Linked DNA regions of Mus musculus: regions 1, 2 and 4 are each linked to region 3. Evidence: chromatin loops called from intact Hi-C (ENCODE). Cell type or tissue: heart. All regions are shown on one strand. Each heading gives the region's core, and the rest is flanking DNA. Links, peaks and the distances in the headings are about the cores only.

Region 1 (5,311 bases), core at 263-5,262, 100 kb after region 3:
GATGAGCCACGGGTTAAAAATAGTTTTTAAATTTGCATATATAAGTACTGTAAACATTTTTATTGCTTTTGTCCCTGAACATAATAGCATATAACTTTGTAGATAGCATCATCTCAATTTTGCTGAACAGCATAATTTGTCTATAGAAGATTTCGTGTACAGGAGATGACATACATACGGACATATGGAACTATTATAGCATCTATATACAGGACTTGAACATCAGTAGAGTTTGGGATCCAAAAGAGTTTGAGAACCAGTTTTCCATAGGTACAAAATGTTGCGCCTTTACATGACCTTAAGTTCATTTTTACATGTAATGTTCAATGTTGAGAACCTGATTTAGGCTGAGATAATTGCAAATAATAAATGAAATCATTACTTAGAAAAATTAAAGAATATGAACTATCACATATTAAACTTTACACTATAAACAGTTGTGCCAGTAGAATTGTGCTAGTCTGAACTCTGTGACTTGTAACAGTCAAACTGTCCCAAACCTTGCTTTCATGGATTTAAAAATCCATTTCAAAATGAAATTGAAAAAATGGTGTTTATATAGGCAATCACATTCTCCTTCATGAAAATGTGTAACCTAGGAGATACATGAAATTAAAGAAACATTTCAATGTTGTCACAATGTCCTACTTCATTTTTTTCTGATAGCAATATTTTTATCTTGGCAAGGGAGGTGAACTTTTCATTAGATAAACAAGTTCAATTTGAATAGACAATGACTGCTTTATATGTAAAATTATGTTTTCCACCTGAAATTTTCACACATTGGTGAACTGACACATTTCTGTGCTAAACTCTATTAAATGGTAAGGTTGTGATTGAATGGTGTCATTTCCTGCCTGTTTTCATATCTTCTGAACTGAAGCTGAAGAGGATGGAAGCCTTCAAAGAGCAGATCAAGTCCAGATCCATCATGGAGATAAATCAAAATAAAATACATCAGCACATGAAAAGAACCATGTGTGACGTGGGTGAAGTGAAGGGCTGTACAAAAGCTAAGGGCTCTATAAGGATATCTTTTAAATAAATAGATACTTAAAACCTTTTTCAACACCTTTCCTCATGAATTTGTTTGAGGACCACATACACTGTGTCAGAAAAAGAGTGGTGGTGCTGGCCATGTTAATAGGGTCATATAGTGAACCTCCAGATGTTAGGGAAGATAGGGCCATATGTGTTTGCTCTGAGTCAGGCAAGTGGTAGGATGCTTGGTAGCCTGTTCTTACTGCACGCATGCCTTCTGAAGGTTTTCTTCCTTTCCTCTACTGGATCATGCCACTTAGTAAAAGGCAGCACACAATTCTACGCAAGGAACAAACTAAGCAATAACTGAAAAATATTAAGAGAGACATCACTGTCAGTTAGCCTCAAATAATACTAATAGATTAAATGAACAATTTTATGGCTTTAGTAGCTCTTGGTCTCGACACTCTAAGGAAAGGCTAGGAACAATTCCGTGTATGACTGAGATAGAATTCCATGTTTGGATTTTGTTGTTCTTTTAATTCGTTCTTATTACATTGTGAAACCTAAGTATTTTAACTCTCAAAGTGTTTGATACAAACTTTAAGTATATAAGTAAAGTTTAATGTATACTTTAAATAATTCTAACACGGGGGGGGGGGCATCTTTATACTTACTTTCAAGTTCATTGACCTCCAGGTAATAATTTTCAAGATTTTCATTAACTGTTGGTATACTCTTAAGCTTATTATAGGAGAGATCAAGCTCGAGCAAGGATGATATATTAAACGAGTTTCCAGGTACCCCACTATCAGCCAGTTCATTGTGAGATAAACGCAGGTATTGCAGCCCAGTGAAGCGCTTGAAGTACTCATCCGGAATGTTGCTGATCTTATTATTGTCTAGGTAGAGAGTTAGAAGAGATGTAGGTAGACCAGCAGGCAGCTTGCTCATCTGATTGAAGCTCAAATCCAGGTACTCTAGTGATTTGAGACCTTTCAGAGAAGCCGAGACAGCATCCTCTTTGAGCTGGTTGTGTTGAAGATAAATGAAGGTCAAGTTGACCAGCCCGTCGAAGGAGCCGAGCTTGCTGATTTTATTATTGGTCAGCTGTAGGTCTTGCAGGGACTTTGGAAGTGGACCGACGGACTCGGTCAGGTTGTTGTAGTTTATATGCAGTTTCTTCAGTTGTTTCAGCTTAGAGAAAACCTTTCCTTTGATCTTGGAGTTTTCTAGAAGGTTGTGGTCAAGAATGAGCCACTGCAGGTCTGTGACGTTCTCAAAGGCCTTCTCATCAATATGGTCGATTTGGTTATTCCTCAGGTAAAGGTACTTGATGCCAGGAGGAACCATTGGCACACTCTTCAACTTGAGGTCATCACAGTACATGGCAGTTGGGTAGCTGTGGGGGCAGTTACATTCTGGTGCACAGTTGGGTGATATTTGCCCATACATGAAGAGAGGGATGTCATAATCGTAGTATTGGCCACTGACACTACCGACTAATGCCAAGGCAAGAGAGAACGCACATACATTCATTTTCAGCAAGTCCTCTGTGACCTACATAAAGTGGAAAAACGAATCATTACAGCATAATATAATTTCAAGGGGAAAAAAAGTTCAATTTTCATTAAATTCATTAACAAAGTGCGTTTTTTTTTTTTCATTTCATTTTCAGTGCCTCCAAAATAGTGTCTTCACTGCCCTTTGAAACTTTCTATTTAAGTATAAGGAGAAGGCTGCCGGGAAGGGGAGGGTGTGTGTGTGTGGGGGGGGGGGGGGGCGTGTTGTTCACACCTTTGGGTGGAAACAGGTTTCAGGTGTGTACGCATGCGCCCCCTTGTGGTCTGGCTTCCAAATTTTTAGGCCCTGTCTTCTGATACTTCCTTAATCGATATATCAGTCAGGGTATTTCCTGGTGGCACCATCTCACACAATGTGAGAAACCCTATTTAAGAATATCCCCTAATCCAGAAGAAAGGACACTTAGAAGACAACAGGAAATTCCTCCGTATATTCTGCCATCAACATCATTAAAATGTCTCATTAGAGAGATCCTAAGTGGGTGCAGGGGCAATCTGTGGTTTTGCCCTGAGGCAAACTGCTCTTGCTGCTTGTGAGGTAGAAGAGGCAATAAGCGCATTCCTTTCAAGGGGCCTTGTTATTGTTGTGGATTCTGGGGAAAGGGGGTTGAATTCTTAGATGGATGTTTACATTATTTGCAGCTTAACATCCCCTGCTTTAAAATCCATTGGAAGCTGTATCTGAAGCTAGTATTTAGTAAATTAATTTTAGAAGAACAAATATTTACCCAACAGGGAAACGTCAGACAGTGTTGGCTTTTATATCCAAACCAAAAAGGATACCAATTATACGAAAATAACCTTCTCTCCAACTTTAAAAGCTAAGTCCTTCTCCATTTTAAATCATGAGTTCATCTTCTTTGTGCCAACTGTAAGGTAACATGATTTGCTAATGCAGATTTTAGTGCCTTCAGAAAGTGGAGGCAGGAGAAGGCAGGGAATAAAAGACAAAACAAAAATAAAATAATAGTGATGTTGGCTTCATGAAATGTGTGCTGAGAGTGTAAGTTCAAAAAATTTCCTGGTAGTTATTTTCACATAACATATTTCTAAGATGAGATTCAACAATGATTCGAAATTCAGAGAAAAGCTAGCCATTTGCATAAAAGAAGGCTAGAACTTAAGAGTTGGGAATCACAGAATGCATTGTAAGAAAGCCCATGTTCCTGTGAGTGAAACAACATGAAGAGAATCCACATTCAATTACACCCTGCATTGCATGATATTTCATGCAAATAATATGAGACAAGCATTTGCATCAGGTAATTTGGAGGAAGTAGAAGTTGGGAGACCATGCATTTTAAATATATATGCTTTGCTTTAGCTTAGAATCATGACAGACTTCAGGAAAAGAAACATTGAAAAAGATTTTATGAAAGATACACTTGAAATTCTAACCTCAGATACAGTCACAATGCTAATAAATTATGCCCTTGCCCATGATTCTGATGGGAATTTTTAATTGAATAGTTAGGATTTGCCCTGCCTAGCACTAGGAACACAGTAACAGTACATAATCACATAAATGAATCTGTTGATTCATTTAAGTTTTGACTTTTTAAATGGAATATGCATACTAACAAAAATTTATTCCACAGTTTTGGCAAAGTAAAACTTAACAGTCTGAAATCAAAGCAACCTTGTGAACATACAATGCCTCCTCTGTGAGGGTAAGTCATACATTCGGCCCCTACTTTTTTAAATACCTCTGGTCATGAAAGAAATGCTTTTCTGCAAAAATGTAAATTGTTTCCCAGAAACTTTTAAAAACATGTACCTTAAGGTGTATATCCAAAACCACAGATCTTTAAAATGAGCAAAACACGGAGAAGTGATCCACACAAGTAACTGAGTCCTCCTGCTAACATTTTATAACCCAGAATGTTTATTGCGACCTGTAACAACATATTTTATTGCAAAACCCCTTGACTGCTGCTGGTGGTAGTGGCCTTTTTCTGTCTCAATACTAGATTTCAACATTATAACAATATGTAGCTAATTAGCATAGATAACATTTTAATTTCTGTACGTTTTTGAGTGTCTAACTTTTTTTTTTTTTTTCATTGCAACCTTGGAACGTTTTAAATTTCCCTTGCCAATCAGTCTGGCATACAGAGTGAAATTAATCCAATAGTGATGGAAAGTATAATAGGTAAAATGTGAAAATAAATGTTCAAAACTGTCATTGAATAGCAAATTGGCAAAATTCCTCTAGATCTTTTTTTTTCCTGTTCCTGTTAAAATTAAACACTGTCCCCAAGACTCAGCATCCCCTGGGGTATAGTAAGAAAAAAAAAAAAAAAAAAAGCACTTACCTTACTCTCTTGACACTGTTTCCGTTAATTTCTTAAACAGGCACACTGTGAACAAGAATCCACTAACATATGCTGTGAACTCTGTCAGGGTGGGACTGGCTGCCAGAGTCTCAGTGATACAAGAGCTGAGGAGCGTGGGGGGTGGGGGGGGGGGACCAGCCCAATCACGCCAGCCTCTGGATGAAGTTATGTCACTGTGGGCTCTTGTGGTGTTGCCTCTGAGCAAGCTTCTCTCTAACGAAGTGCAGGTGGACAAAACAGACCCTTCCACTCTGGAATCGGGGTTGGGGGAAGAGAGAGAGACAGAGAGAGAAGTACTTTACTGGATTAAACCCCTAAGAATCGAGCTTGCTACAAATGAGGCAGTTCGGTGTGAGAGGGTTTCTGCTGCAAACTTCTGAACTTCTGCATGTGTGGTGGCGGTGAACTGTG
Region 2 (5,311 bases), core at 236-5,235, 80 kb after region 3:
TGGTGTGTGCGTGTGTGTTCATGAGTGTGTGTGTGTGTGTGTGTGTGTGTGTGTGTGTGTGTGTGTGTTTATCCACTTTAGTGCAGTGCCTGCAGAGGCCCGAAAAGGGTGATAGATTCTCTGGAGTTGGGGTTAAAAACCATCATGTGCCCCATTATGAGCCACCCAATATGGATTTTGGAAATCAAATTCAGGTCCTTTGCAAGAGTAGTATACGTTTTTATGTGCTAAGCCATCTCTCTATTCCCAGTACTTAACTTTTTTAACCTTGAAATATTTCACAATTAAAACATTTCTGGAAATTCAGCACAAATCACAGGGTATTGTTATATATGATGTTCATACTGAAGAGTTTCCATAGACTGTATCTACAGTCTCAGGTAGATAGGACCTATTGATTCTGAGGGTCTTATTCTCAGTCTTACTACTTCAGGCTTTATGGATATGAGTAGACGAGAATGTGCTAAATGGTTTTATCCTTCTAAAGTATCAAGATAGAACTAATACCAAGTCAAGTTTACTATAAGCTTACACATTCCAATTCTTTCTGGACAGAAACCTGACCACTCATGCCACGTGAGAGCACTGAAGCAAATAGCTGCACAAGCCTTTGAAGTAGCCTCTGCATAGGAAACTGGACACTCTACGGAAAAAAAAATGACAGCCTGGCTTTTCAAAAGTATTTTTCCTGCTCTTAACAACTCAAACTAGTATTATTTTTGTTTTGTATTTTTTCCATATTTGGCTGAAATTTTGTAGGGACCTTAGACAATTAGTTTATAGAGAGATCTTTACAGAAATGACATGATTTTTCACTCCCGCGTGTTTACCACTATAATCAAAGTTATTCTTAATATCTATGTTGCAATTTCAATGAAGAGAATTAAGGTAGAGAAGAGGGGATGACAGCAGGGAAATTTACCAAGCCTACACATTTATAGAAAAGAATTCTTGTAAAGCAAAACTACTCTTGCAGAATCCAAGGTGAACTGGAAGGAGTTCGTGCCACCAAATATTCATTTTCCCCTTGTGCAGAGAATCATGGGTTTTACTTTAAGTGTCAGAGATCTAGAAAGAACTTGACCTTCTATGTGCTTCACAGGTTTTTCCCAAGCTACCAAATTCGTTTTAAATAATTCCAGCCAAAAGACTGTAAATATTTTTACTGTTACATTCCTGTTCCTCTGCTGAGAAAGGCTTTAGTCTGCTGGCTCTCACTTGCAAACTCCCTCTCCCTCCTTACTTCTAGACTCCAGTTCACCACTATAAACTTTATTTAAGAATATGTGAATTGTTTGGCTTTTCGAGTTTAATGTGAAATGAATCACATTACTTTTAACATATGGATTCTATAAATTTGGGGAGAGTGTCCAACAGTATTTTTAAACATACACGTTAAGTTTTGTCCTAAGTTTTCAGAACAAAGAAGAAGCCACTTAAACTCAGATTGTGAGGAGTGTCATTTATAAATAAATCAATCCAATCAGATAACCTTACTGATTAAAAGAGGCACTTTTCTTTTATGAACATTCCCTTTTGAGTTTCTGTGTCCTTGGAATACCTTTACCTCAGAGATTCTCTTTTTTTTTTTTCTCCCAAACATTTACTAAACAGGACACCATTTCTCCTTTTACACAGCAAAGTTGGTAGTTTCAAACTAGCTGAGCCATTAGAACTGCCAATTGCCACAAAATCGGAAGAGATTCTACATGTGGAACTCAAATAGAAGACATCCTGCAATGTATAAGTCACTGATAGGCCCCAGGGCAGTCAGCAAAGTGACTAAGCTTATGAAAGTCATATAAATGGCTTGACAAGAGTGCACAATAGAATGACATCACTGACTCTCAATAAACCAGGGTTAGTTACTAGACTACAACTATGTAGCTCCTCTGCCAATAGGTTAAGGCCTGATTTTATTCCCCAGCTTTGTACGTCTGAAAAGTCTGGTTAGGACAGCTTGCAGAGAGGGGTACCCTCATCTCTTCTCCTCTACCGATTACCAAGCAACAACAACAAAAGCCATGTACACATTTTACAATACCTGATAGGAATTACGTGCAAAACCTGCCTGTGTCCTCACTTAGCAGGCCTGCATCTTCATGCCTTCATTTTCTCTGGTAATGCTACTCATCCCATGTTTCACCCCTAGAGGAAAGCTGTAATTGGACAATATTCATCCTTGCATATACATCACTGACACACTCCCCATAACCATCAAACCACTGTCCCTTCCCTACACATTAACACATAGGTGCACTCCATAAACCTAGGACTACAGATGGCATTTACTTTACATTTGTAGTAGTCACTGTATCAGCATTGTCACTAGAGGATTTGTTCCAGATCTCAGGTTTGGGAAAGGGACTGCTGTATGCCTGGCCCATCTCTGGCACGCCTGCTGGAAACTTCAAAGAAAACCCCTCAGTGTATGTACAAAGTGAAGACCTGTCAGATGATCTCCAGAACAGAGCTGTGCACTTTCAAAGTAGGAGTGAGCACATATTAGCATCTAAACTGAAATCAGTTCACAGAGCCAAAGGCACACTTAAGGGTGTTATTCTTCCCTATTACTGTTGTGGTAAGTCATGAGAAGGGTCCACTTTTGTGCGCACTGACGGCTGGGTAGCTGATAAAGAACACAACTCTCATGAGTTTAACCCACCCACTCGAGTTCAGCCACTGGCTGCTTCTCAACCTTCAGAGTGCTGACAGCACAAGTCCTGTGGCTCCCATAGTCCAAGACCGTGGGAGTTCTGCTGCTTGCGTTATCCAAAGTGACCTCATTTTAACTCGATGTCTCAACTACAACAAAGAACTCTTCTACAGGACTTGAATTTTCACAAATATTTCTCTAAAACAGTGTTGCCTTTAGGGAGGTGTTACTCCCTAAGCATAGTTTATGTCAAACACTGCTGTGTCAAATTCTCATAGTCACTATTTAGCAACTATATAGTACTAATGAGAACAAAACTCCTCTCAGAAACTACCAAAACCTAGTTCATAAAATAGAAACAGAAGGAACGCTGTCCAATACATTCTATGATGCCGCAGTTACTCTGATACCTAAACCACACAAAGACCCAACAAAGACACACAGAGCTTCAGAGCAATTTCTCTCATGAATATGGATGCTCGATACTCAATAAAATTCTTGCAAACCGAATCTAAGAACACATCAAAACCATCATTCACCATGATCAAGTAGGCTTCATCCCAGGGAGGCAGGGATGGTTCAATATATGGAAATCCATCAATGGAATCCACTACACAAACAAACTCAAAGGACAAAAACCATGTGATCATCTCATTAGGTGCTGAGAAAGCCTTTGACAAAATATAACAGCACTTTGGGGTTGGCATGTTCAAAGTTCACACAGGGAAGAGGCTCCAGGTGATTGCACTGGGAGAGCAATCAAGAGTGGACTGTGAGAATGCAGAGGGTAAGGGTCAGCTCTCCTTTCTTCAACAAGAGGAAAGCTTTGCTGCGAGACTGGGGTCATTCACTGAAGTGCAGGGTTTCACTTCAGAACTGCATGAAAAGTGAAAAGGACTCCCCCTTCCTGCACTCCTGGTTCATGCAAACTTATGGGACAGTTTAAACAAGTGACATATTCTGGGGAGATCACTAACACTATCAAGGAAGAGTTACAACTCAAAGTGTGATTCTACCAATAGCAAACATCAGCTGAGAGCCACGGCTGCAACAGAAGACAGCCTAGTGAGCTAGCTACAGTGCTAACACCTTTCACACCGATTTTCCTTCAAAGAACAAAAGTCCATGGGAACTTTGGCTGAGCATATTTTCAAAGAATTCTGCCAAAAAACAAATAATGGAAAGAACAAGCATGAGGATCAATTCTTCCTATAATGGCTTTATACAGGTTTTCCACAATGCCAATCTGGGATGACAGTACAGACAGAATTAGACCGTCAGCAAGAGTGCACAATGTGTAACTACAAAACTAAACAAATCTAGCTAGTTCACCACCCACTCAGTTCTGTTCACCCCATCCTCATCAGCATGGTCTTCCCTCCTTCAAAAGCTGTCCTTAAATTCTACATCTGAATATGCATATTATCTTCATATATGAATGATGTCTTAGAACAGTGTTGGTCCTGAGGAATAAAGGGGAAAATTTGTTTTTGCTTTTTTCATTTTAAGACATGCAGTATTATCAGATACTTTGTTTGGGTGCTTAAAAACCATATGCATTAAAAATAGAACCAAGTAAATACTAAGTTTCACATCTATTCCTCACTGTCCTCAGAGTCCTAAGAGGAAAGACCTGACCTGAGCTTCCAGAGAATCAGTATCTACCTACATCACACCAAGATGGTCTAGGTCAATAGTTCCCAAATTAAGGGCATTTCAACACCTCCCTTTAAGCCATCAGAAAAGCCTTCTGTTTAAACTTGAAAGCTAGGAAAAGTAGAAATCTATTACCATGGAAGAACTCACCATCAAAACATTTCTAACTAACACAAGAGCTCACATGAAGCTCAACCATAGCAACTGGATCTTGCACTTTTGGAGCAGGAAACTTTCATCTGTTTAAGGCCCTGAGTACTCTGCTTTCTCTTCCAATCCTATAAATCTTTTACCTTTTACCTCAGTGAAAAGGTAAAATCTGGACGCCTCCAGTGAGCTCATCAAATTCCATATCATTAATCCCTGATTTTGGGAGTCTCATTTAGTAAATTAAAGAGGAGACTTAGCCATCTGCCCTTCCATCAGGGCTCCAGTGTGAGCTGACTCAGAGCCGTCCAAAGCAACTTTGTACTGACTTGCTTAATATTATTATTAAATTTCTCCCTCATAAGCATTTTTCTTTTTCTCTTTACTTCTTTGGTGAGCAGATTCCAAGACAACAATATTCAGAGACATTCTGGGATATTATAACTGCCTAGAAAAGATATTCTGGAGCTCTTGGTGGGGAGAAAGTTTTTCACCTTTGAAAAGCAGCCATATTGTTCTTTAGGACTTTCCCTGGCCTATAAAAGGGGAAAGAGTGTTGAAATCCTGAGTTAATACTGTTGCCAGTTGGCAGCAATGCCGATATGAGATTGTAACAAAAAACTTGTGTTGTTCCCCCACCCTTGCCGTTTTTTACCAGATGGAATTTATCATAACAGTCCACTTCTAAACGACTCTTGCACTGTGCATGCTGAAGAATATAGACAAAATGTCAACCGCAACAGGATCCGGGTTTCTAGGCATTGCATCTGTGTAAATAAAACTGCAAAAAGTACTAATTAGTTGTTACCATTAATCACTATTGCTCATTCCTTTGTTTGCATGAGCTTTTTT
Region 3 (5,311 bases), core at 259-5,258:
TACAAGATGGAGTATTATGTTTTTTGTTTCCTCTGACCCATCTGAAAGTCACAGATTTGAGAGAAGGCAAGGGGGCACGGGTAGATTTGAACGGATGAAACAGAGAGAAAAATGACTGAAATTCCTCAATCACTCTTACTGCTTTAGGTACGTTTCGTTTTCCTATGTGGCTGCCTTCTCTATCTGGGAAACTTACACTTCATAAACTTGTCCATGTGTCTTCTTGGTTCTGTTTGTGGCTTTCTATGACATAGAAATTTAACCACATGGGGAAAAAAACATGATGTATTCCTTAAAGAAACTAACTTAATAGTTTGTATGTGCGTCTGCACTCTATACTCATTCTTTTCAATGATTTTGCACACATTTAGAGTATACTGGCATTTCTTTTTCTTGTTTATCAAAGAGGTTTCTACTCCAAAGCTTGTAGTTTTGCCAAGAGTTGACATAAATCACAGTCAGTGACTGGATAGCAAGGATGAGACTTTACAATTCAATTGTAATACTTGAAAATTTAGACAGGGAGTTGGATAATGTTTGCCAGGGCACAGGGAAATATAGAAGGGGAACTGAAGTATAAATAAGAATATATAGGATAAGTTTATATAGGATAAGTAAGTTCTAGAGACTTATCTTCTGGGATGGAGAGATGTAGGGAAGGGGAGCAACATTTTCCTACAAATAGAGTCTAGAATCTTAATAAATTGGTTTTCAACCACAAATCACTACCCTTGGCAAATTAAAACTTCCTTATCGAAGGGCAAAATTAAGTATTATTAACACCCTAGAAAGACTATAAGGGGTGAAAGAAGGCTGCAGTGTGCTGTTCTGGTGGCCCACAGACAGCCAATACCCAATCAGCACAACATGTTGCCCTTATTCTAATCAGCATCCCCTATGTCTTACACGTCTGCACTGGACTGCACTGATCTCAGGGGATGACTTTCCATCAGTTCATCCAGTGCTGGGCCCTGAAAATACATGGCCCAGAATGATTTCAAGTAATGATGCCAGGCAAGTAATTCCATCCTGAGTCCTTGGTTATTTGATTCTTTCCAGCAGGACAAAGATGCATTATAATAAAAATCTTATCTTATGTCTGAGGACAAAATGCAGGAGTAACTCCATGACTCAAAGTGTATTCCAACATTCTTGACTTTTTTGTCTTTGGCTTATTTACTTCCCTTTTGGAGTGGAGTTGAAAATTGGCAAGATTGTTTAAGTTTGTTTCTTCTTTGAAGGTTTCATAGACTTATACATCTATCCTCATCATGCACACCCCTTACTCTCTATAACTCCCTCAGTATCTTCCATCTCATCTGCCCCCTAGCTTCATATGCCCTCATTTATTGTTATTTATTTTGACCCACTGAGTTGAGTTAGTACAACCCACGTATACACAGTTGCAAATTTATCCCTTGAGGGACTGAGAAGCTAATTGCTCCCTCCCTAGTAGATGTGGGGTTTTGGGAGATCGTTCTGTCACCCATGCTGGAATTTTAACTGTCTTGATCTAGTGTTAGTAACTAGAATGGTTGTGAGTTTACGGGTGCAACATCCTTCCCATCCTTCTAGACCTATGGTTTTGAGTTCCCTATTTCAAGATCTTTTCTGAGCCCTTTGGTGTGGTGGGTAAGCATTAGTGTAGATGTCCCATCTGTGGCTGAGCACTCGCCCGTGTTTATGATTAGCATTCTGTACAAAATGAGTCTACTCTCAGAAGTAGACTCTAATAAGACACTTCTCAGACCAGGGTTGGAAACAGCAACAACCTATGGATAAAAGCATAAATATTTACAAGACTGATGGCCAACATGACTACTTAGCAATACAACACCCTTAATTTCTCCCTTAGAGTTCATGACTTCTTTTGCAATGCAAGGCAGATTCCTTGAGGAATGACTTAAAACTAGATAGTTTTGAGAGGCGACAATGTGTATTTGGTTCTAATTGAGTAATAACTTATTTGACCTTCGTTGGTGTGTGGACCCAGAAGCCCCGGGAATTCTGGCTCCTGTGGGGAAGAGCCATCGATCAGCCTGGGAGTAGATTCTTCATCCTTGTCTTCATCCTGGTTGTCCCCTAGCTGTGGGCCTGGGGTCAGGAGCTCTCTGTTCCCAGAAAGCCTCTCAGACACTTTCTCGTTCTGGAAACAAACAGAATTTCAAGGTAACCTCAATCACCCTCCATGCCCATAGTACAAATGTAAAATGTGTCCATCTGTGCCACAAGATGTCACTACTGTTCTTACAATCAACACAGTGGGCCTCGCCCCATCGATGTTTCTCAGAAATACAATTACTGTTTTCCAAAATTTGTTTCTCAAATCTTTGGAACTGGTTTCAATGCCCCCCGTTTGTTGCTATTTCTTTGAGCTTCATACATTTTTCTTTTCACATGGCAGGTCTAAAAAAAATCTCACTCTTATTTTTTTTAATGATACAGCTTTATAACAGCATAGTTGTTAGATTCACTTTAATCAAACTTATGCAAAACAAAATTCAAAAGATTCCCATTCACACGTGAGCCCAGTTCACTCTCATCATCCCTTGTTGATAACTATTGAGATACTAATATTTCCTTCCTTTAGGTTTTTACTTCTGAAAATCAAATCTTTACTTCCTGTTTTGTGGTACCCTCAATGGCCTTTTTTTGGAAATTAATCTTCCAACTTTGGCAAAATATATAATGGTGTGAAAACGATGTAATAGATTGTAGATGCCTTTTGTTATAGATATTTCCACATGGATACTAAATATTGCAACAACATCTGATTATATTAAAATTGTCATCTTTGAGAACACTGACAATAGGAGTCATTTAAAATGGAAACACACACACACACAAACCTGACATTTTTCAGAATACTTTCTCAAATTTCCCCCTTTTTGCCTTATATCTTTTCTGGTATGAGTTATTATTTATAAGAGCTTTAGAAACCACTTATTTTCAGTTCCCTTCCCTTATGCTATTTCTTGATAAGTGTGTTCTTCTCCATAACCTTGTAAGCCTCAGATGGAGATCTGATAAAAACATTTGGAGCAGAAACACCCTGACTCCACTCCTCTTGTCTGCTGTTCCCACGATATCACCAGAAATCTCACATTCTTGATTGATCACACCAATGTGCACCCATCTGCATTAATTTGCACTCATTACAAAAGCAAAACGACACAAATTATTTCTAAGTTACTTATTATCTGGATGGAAATTTCAAAAACAGAGATATAAATTAGATTAGTTATTTACTGCTTGTCTTATAATAACTATGTGATTTTTAAAGAGACATATTTTTACACTTTTGATAGACTTGAGTACATTTAATTACTAATAAAAATAATATAAATTTAAGGAATGTTTTCCTAGGTTCTCTATTTGGCCCCTTTGTACCCTACATGTTGATTTCATAACCAGGCCTATTAGATAGTAACTGAATTATGCCTCTATCTTTGTACTTTTAGGTTGAAGCCTAATAAGCAACTTATAATACTTATGGAATATATTCTTTAAACATCCTTGTCCAAGATGCATTTAATTCATGTGCATTTAATTCATATATGCACATAACCATCAGGATTTTGTGCAAAGACACTGTGAATGTGTGGATGCCTGCTTTCAAACATGAATCTAAGAGTAGATTGCTTGATATTGCAGGAGGCATCCAGGGATGCTCAAATCCTGGCCAGAAATCTCCAGCTGAGAATCTGGGGTGCATCTACAGAAAGACACACGGTTCCCATCAGTGTGATCATAGTGAGGCAGCTTCGGTGGAATGACTTTGCAGAGACGAAAAGTGGGCTCCAGGAAGAGCGGAAATTGAGACAGATGTTTCATGGAATGGAGGGGCCTCCTGAAGGGAGGAACACATTCCAGACACATTGCCTTGAATCTTTAACACTGTAGGAAAATGTTTGCACATCTTTTTTTTCCCCCAGATAATTGTTTTTCCACTGATCTGATGTAAAACTCTAAGGTCTCCTTTGTCATCCGATGTAATGAGGCCAAGCAGCTTTTGGTGCTTTGTTCATGCTTGCTTGCAAATCAAAAGAGCAACCTTTAAGGCAAGGAAAGGCAGTGAGTCCTCATTTCAGCAAAACTGCACAACTCTAACCCCATTATGCTGCGCCTGGAGAATCCTCTGCACAGTAGACACATTTATTCTGACGACTAAATAAAAGTTGTTTGGGCTCTCATCTTTTCCCTTCTTCTAACAATCTTCAAACTGCAATATGAAGTCAGAGCAATTCATTTTTAAAAAGCGAGGCCAGGGAATTGTGAACACCTGTCAGAATGATGGGCTTTGTCTCCTTATGCTACAGAAACTTAACTGTGGACCTAAGGGCAGAACCTCCCACATACTCTTCCGCTATAATTGGTATCACTCTCAGGAAAGTACTACTGAGTCTTTGATGTAAATATTTATTGATTATTTCACATTCGCTCTCTTTTCTTTTTCCTTTAACTCTTTATTAATTCAGATTTGCTTTCTGTGACTTTACTTTATAATTTGTGCATTCTGTCCCCTCAAGCTTTACAAAGATTCTAAAACATAATCACTGCATGTGAAGATAATAACCCAGTGCTGGACAGCAGCACAAGCTATATCAGTTTTTGTTAAATTGTTTAATTTTGCCTTTGCAGGAATTTGTATCTCCCTAACACCTTGTTTCCTAACCTTGAACTACAATATTTGCCATGGTAGACTGTGTTTAGGAGTATATTTTACTTCTACAAAAGAGGAGATTCCAGAAATGACATAGCTAAGACACAACATCAAGGGTTTGGGAAAACTCAGCAGCTATTGCCATGGGAGAGGGGAGAGGAAACTCCCAGGTAAATGAGGATATTGCAAGAGTTATTCACTGTCAGTACCCTGCACAACTGGGTTGGATGCTAGGTGTTCACCTTAGCAGACACTGCTGTCTCAGGGCAATCGACCGATGAGACACTAATGGGAGTTTCTAAGTGTCTGCTCCCTGAAGAAAACTTCTCAAAAAGCTAGATGCATTTCCATATTTTTTTATATCAAACAGTGTGGAGATTTATACAAATTGTTCATGTTGATATGAATAATCTTAGAAAATATTTAAGATTTGCAATTCTGGTCATTGGCAATACTGTTTCTATATAGAAGAACCTTGTTATAAAAGGAGGCTGTGCTTTGTAAATGATAATCTTTTGCTAAAATTATTTGGACCCAGTATAGGTTTATCTTGAGAAAACATATCTGACTGATTCATGCAATTACATTAATATTTGTAAAACTGTGTGATTTATTTGGTTTAATTATGGGGGGATAATATGAAAAATG
Region 4 (5,311 bases), core at 243-5,242, 1.5 Mb after region 3:
GACCCCTTTGGCCCCAGGGATGTCCTGATTAGGGTGATTAAAGCTCTCCAGCCGCCTTCACCATTTTACCTCAAAGCAGTCTCTATACAGTTTGCCATAGGCAGTGCTATGTGCCTGGCCTAGTTTCCTAACATTAGACTAGAGTCCTATTGTTTAGTGCTGCAAGATTTCGAGTTTGGTTTGATTCTGGTGTGCTCTGTCCATGGTGGAGAAAACAGAGCATTGTCTCAAAGGAAGAAGCATCCTCTGGACTAATTCTCTTCCCGGTGCTCTGAGCCACCTGTGCCGACCTCAGTCTCCCAACTAGGACTCTCTTCTTTAGCATCTGCATGCCGTCCCATCACTTCTTCAAAATAGTTTCAATCACTAAGTTTGGGTCATATCACAATGCTATGCCTTAAATTTTATACCCCTGAACTTTAGAATTTGAAGTCTGAACCCTTAGAGCCCAAGGCAATGACTGCATTGGGAAAGGGGTCCTTTAAAGATAACAGCAGCAGGATCCAGAGAGATGGCTCAGTGGATAAGGACTCTTCCAGGCAAGTCTGGTGACCTAAGTTCTATCCCCTGTATACGCACAGTGGAAGGAAAATCAACCACTTTGTCCTCTAACCTCCATGTGTTTACTATGATGTGTGTGCCCCCTCCACACATAACCATGAAGAAAGGGGAGGAGCAAAGGAAACTAAGACAAAATGACATCATCTGGTACTAGTTAGCCCCACAGTACCAGTGTTTTCAGATGAAGACATCGTGCCATGTAGACAGGGAGAAGGCCACTGTCTGCAGGCCAAGGGGAAAGGCCGTGAAAATTTTGCTAACTTGATCTTGGACTTGAAGCCTCTGTACTTTTGGGGAAAATTAACTTTGTCACTTAAGCATCTCAGCTGTCGTTCTTTGCCCTAATAGTCCTAGCCTGCTAATACACATAGCTTTGCCACTTCGTAAACCTGTGGCTTTCCTATGATGATAAGGACTGCCTACACTGAAGAATTATTGGAGAATTAAGAAAACACGAAAATCTACAATGCTCTACCTAAAGTATCACACACACACACATACACACACACACATACAAAAATCAAATTTTAAAGATTGTACATCATTACTGCATATACCTAAGCAGATCTCCGTATCGAGTGTAGCCCAAGAATGATAAAATTTATATTCCATTTAGAAAATAACCTCTCCCTACAAATTTACACATGTTCTGAAATTGTGTTCTTTGCTTCAACAATGAAATCACAGTTGACTGGCTTAAAGTCAGTATGTCCAATTAAGGCTAAAATGTCCTCATTTTTGGCATCTTGATTATTTCCATCTTTTTTTTTTAATTGAATTAAGTTTATGAGCCCAAATCACTTATCATTAAAATCAGCACTCTTGGGCTTTCATTTTCCATTCCATGAATTTTATCAAATAAGTACAGAAATGCAATAAAAACTCAAGTGATTTCCAAAAAAAAACCCTATCTCTATAAAGATTAGAATAGAGGTTTCTGCCAGAACTGGACTCTCAGCTGAGCGGCTCAACCAGATTGAAAACATCCATTTGTGATAGCACATCTAAAGGTCGAAATCCAGCCTGGAAAAAGACAATTAGGAAGGTCAAATCTATGAATGCAACTTGTTTGCAAGCAAATAATACCAGTCTGTTTAGCTGAGTTCATCACTCTTGTTGAATAGTAGCCTTCATCCCCCATGTTGGTTTTCTGCCATTATTGATGTCCACTGCTAAGGATACTCTAATTGTAAGGTAGGCATAGATGGATCACAAAAGCTCCCAGGCTATCAGACTACTCATCCAGTGCTGACTTTGTTACAGGCACAAGACTAGTCACAGCAAGATGAAAATGAGTACCCCACACGCCAACAGACAAGAATCACACCAGCAGATCAACCACAGTGCCTGAAAACAACCTAGATATGTCTAGAGTCCTCAACCACCATCAGCTCTCGACCCTCTGGAGGAAGATCTCAAAGAGCAAAGCCAAGAAGACTGAACACCTGAACAGTAGCAAAGGTCATGGTGCCCATCTTAGTCCACAGTGTGATAAGCAGTCCTTCCGGGACCTTCATGTGTGTTACACTGTGTCCACAAGTGGCCACTGAGAAGAAACAGTCCACCTCAACCATCTGGATAAAGCTGTGTGTCCCAGCACACATACTGGTTGTATGCTGTAAACTTTCTGAACCTTGGTTGCTTCCCTTAAAAACTGAGTAGAAATGCCAACTCTAGGAGTCAAAGCTATGATACGGCAGAAGTGCTTTGTGCCTTATCCGAGTAAGTCCTCCTCTCATGCTCTGAGTGACATTGGGGATTGACCTAACTAAGGTGAGGACAGAATGAAGAAAGGACAGATGCACGTACAGAAGTGCTGGGATCATGTGGGCTGTTCTTGCTCTGATGAGGGATGCCAAAAGCAACCTGTAATGTCAGTATGTTTATTTTAGACACCTGAATGGAGGGTGTAGTGATCATGTACAGCTGGACAAGAAGGTAGGTTTACGGTACAGCGATGAATAGGGAGGAATGTTTAGCTAATCTTGTAGGAGGTCTCTGTGGAGAACCCCATCTCAGGCTGTAGTCATCTCAGAGGAGGAAACTGTGGTTAATAGTTTCTGAACCGAGTAGTCAATCGTTGGCAAACACTTGGACTTGCATTATAGGACAGCTTTGCCAGATCCCTGAGCCTCGCCCTAGGTAGGCTTTGGGACTTGCGTGGGTCAGAGGCATTGGCATTCCTGCCGTGCTCTGCCCCTGTCAAAAATGCACACTCACTCGGGGACTTAGTCCACTGCTCACACACTCACTGAGGGCTCCCCTCACTCACCACATACTCCAGGAAAGGAAATCAGCAGATTCGCCTTCACACTACTGCTCAATGCAGATGCTATGTAGATAATGTAAGAAGACAGGGTACGCTGGTGTCACACTGCTATAAATGTCCCTTCACTAGTCCCAGGGGGGAAGCTTGTGCAATAGTATTTCACAGAGCGCAAACAACAGCCTTGAGGGGCTGCCCTTGGGGTTACTACTATCCCAAGTTTCAAATCTTTAAAGACAAAAAATGTGTTGGAGGAGATATAAAACAGATGTTCACAGCAGAAAGTCCGACCAGCCAAGCTGTGGTCACCTCTAGATGGATATTGCTGTTGAAACTTCTCTAAGTTAATATCCATGGATTAGTAAATTGAAGTGTCTGAAACAGAAGCAAACACCCACTCTTTCTCTGTGTAAATCTACTCACCTTTTTAACATTTAAGGTGCCCAAGGCTAGATATACTTTTGCTAGTAATGTGGGGCTTTGAGGTTTTAACAATACAGGCATGGAGACATCTGTATAGTAGAAGGGTGTTAATCTGTTTGCTGGGGCAGTCTCTCAGCTAGCCCATCTAACATAAGCTGACTTCTCTTGCATTCCACCCGATGGCTCTCATTGATGTCTCCCTTCTGTCTCTTCCTCTCTCTTTCTCTTCATCCTTCTGCCTCGGCCCCAGCTGCCAGCTCTTTATTATGCAAAAAACACCATACTTCTTACTCATCTAGTTAGTGTTGGGGGCTACATGACCTTCACAGGTTGTTTACCGCTTTGGGCAGGTGAGGAAGGACAAACATTTCCATATCCCTCTATCCTGGCACCCCTGACACAGAAATTAACAGTTGAGAACTCAGGGACATATTTTTGTAGCCAGTTGATACAATGTGTGTGGGTTATCTCAACAGGCTAGTCCACTACAATCCTATAATTATAACCCCCCTTTCTATTGCCTAGTGAAGCTAAATTTCTGAAACCGCCTGAGCAAACAAAGCAATTTTTATTTTTAAACATCCATTGTTTTAGCCTCTTTGTCCCCCGAGCCATAATGAGACATGTACAGAATTTCTAATTTTAGATTCCTTGAACTACAGGAATATTTTCTTTCACAAAGAAAAAAAAAATAAACAGAGAAATTACTATCCAAAAAATCTCATCCCTCTGGTGACTGTGTTGGAGAGAGCCCAGGACAGTGAAGACGTTTCAGTATGCCTGTGACTTTGTCCCAGAAGCCACCACACTTGAAATGGCTTGTGAAGATGTTCTACGTTTCTCGTGACCTCAAACAGATGAATCTGCTTCGAATGACTTAGAGAGGCGGAGAGAAATTTCTCAGGAGCCGCAGAACTTATAATCTGAGTTACTATATTTCTGAACTGAGAAGTTTGGCAGAAGAATCAAAATACACCACCTTCTGAGAATCTACATGGAGAAATCTCTGATAGCAGTTAAGGTCAGTTAAGTGGAGGTCCCACAATCTCAGTATAAAGACAACGAGGGTGAGAGATACAGCATGGCTCATTCTTGACTCTTGACAATGAATTCTATAATTTCATGTCCCTCTTTAACTTGCATGAGTGTGGCGAGGCCCTACTCACTTGGAAATTATAAGCACATACACTTTTAACTTTTATATACCCATCTATGTAGGGTAGAAAGAGTAGAGGTTATGAAGCCATCCTTAGCATATTGATAAGGCAGGAATTAACTTAGAAACACCAAAAACTTTAAAGGGGAGAAATTATTAGTAAGAAAATTCAGTTCTTCTCTGTTTGTTTTCTTAAATTAGCAGGCTGGGTCACGGCTCTTCTTGGACCTCTGGTATATTCACACGCCTACACACACACACACACACACACACACACACACACACAAAAGAATTTTTCAAGTGTTCATAATATTTAGTGATTCTCAAGTCAATTCCGGGAGAAGGAAGAATGGCATCAGAGGGAACCAGTTATGGAACATGGGCTCTGCTGGGCAAAGCTCAGCTGACTCTTCTTCTCAAATACCCTTTGAAGTAGGCATCAGTATCCCTTCGCTCTGCACTGAAAAGCTGGGTTTGAGAGAGACCAAGTGGCTTACTCTGGACCAGAGGATCCTGGTGTGGACAGAACTATTGAATTACTCCCTGTCAGACTTAGGGCTTCCCACCACCACCCCAACCCTCAGAAACGCCACGGTTATAACTCATCTTTTAATTGCAGGGAGGCAGGACTCTCAGAAAGGGAGACAAATCTAGAAACCAAATCTCTGACCTTCTAATGCTGCGGGTTTGGGCAGGCTGCCAAGTTGCTCAGGGAGGCATGGAGAAAATAAGTACGGTCCCTTCAAAGAAATTTCTTTCACGGGGGGTGGGGGGGGAAGAGGCTATAAAAAATCGTGTTCTCCCACTCCCGGCCTCCAGGGGACAAGAATGATTTCCCCTCAGGCAGTGATCATCGCGGAGCTGATCAAACTGTCATTTTTACTCAGGCCCCTGGCAAGCACTGA

Evidence for each region. Peaks named below come from ENCODE experiments on the same cell type or tissue, not always from the same donor. Only the 100,000 strongest peaks of a DNase experiment are listed, where the experiment ranks them.
Region 1: it touches region 3 in a loop (3-fold over the local background); 5 of 42 quality-filtered maps call a loop at or near these places.
Region 2: it touches region 3 in a loop (2.6-fold over the local background); 2 of 42 quality-filtered maps call a loop at or near these places.
Region 4: a loop joins it to region 3, with 2.8 times the contacts of the local background. A loop is called at or near these places in 9 of 42 quality-filtered maps.

The regions. Positions count from the first base shown.
Region 1 is chr10:97,565,454-97,570,764 of GRCm38, reverse strand. It overlaps Lum (lumican), which reads right to left and starts at 5,264. Exons shown (of 3, transcript NM_008524.2): 1 at 4,880-5,264; 2 at 1,659-2,541. The coding sequence starts at 2,520. In heart, for the core only: a CTCF peak has its summit at 2,850 (motif pointing left); a DNase peak (open chromatin) is centred at 5,014; H3K27ac peaks cover 263 bases.
Region 2 is chr10:97,587,168-97,592,478 of GRCm38, reverse strand. 4930473O22Rik (RIKEN cDNA 4930473O22 gene) reads left to right here. Exons shown (of 3, transcript NR_045356.1): 3 at 556-1,495. Among named protein-coding and RNA genes, the nearest start is that of 4930473O22Rik, 7.1 kb to the left of the region's middle. In heart, for the core only: no CTCF peak of the experiment used is centred there; DNase peaks (open chromatin) are centred at 2,678 and 5,068.
Region 3 is chr10:97,667,333-97,672,643 of GRCm38, reverse strand. Epyc (epiphycan) reads right to left here. Exons shown (of 7, transcript NM_001379456.1): 3 at 1,972-2,146. Among named protein-coding and RNA genes, the nearest start is that of Epyc, 23 kb to the right of the region's middle. In heart, for the core only: a CTCF peak has its summit at 2,230 (motif pointing right); no DNase peak of the experiment used is centred there.
Region 4 is chr10:96,148,234-96,153,544 of GRCm38, reverse strand. No RefSeq gene overlaps it. Among named protein-coding and RNA genes, the nearest start is that of Gm40746, 30 kb to the left of the region's middle. In heart, for the core only: no CTCF peak of the experiment used is centred there; a DNase peak (open chromatin) is centred at 2,944.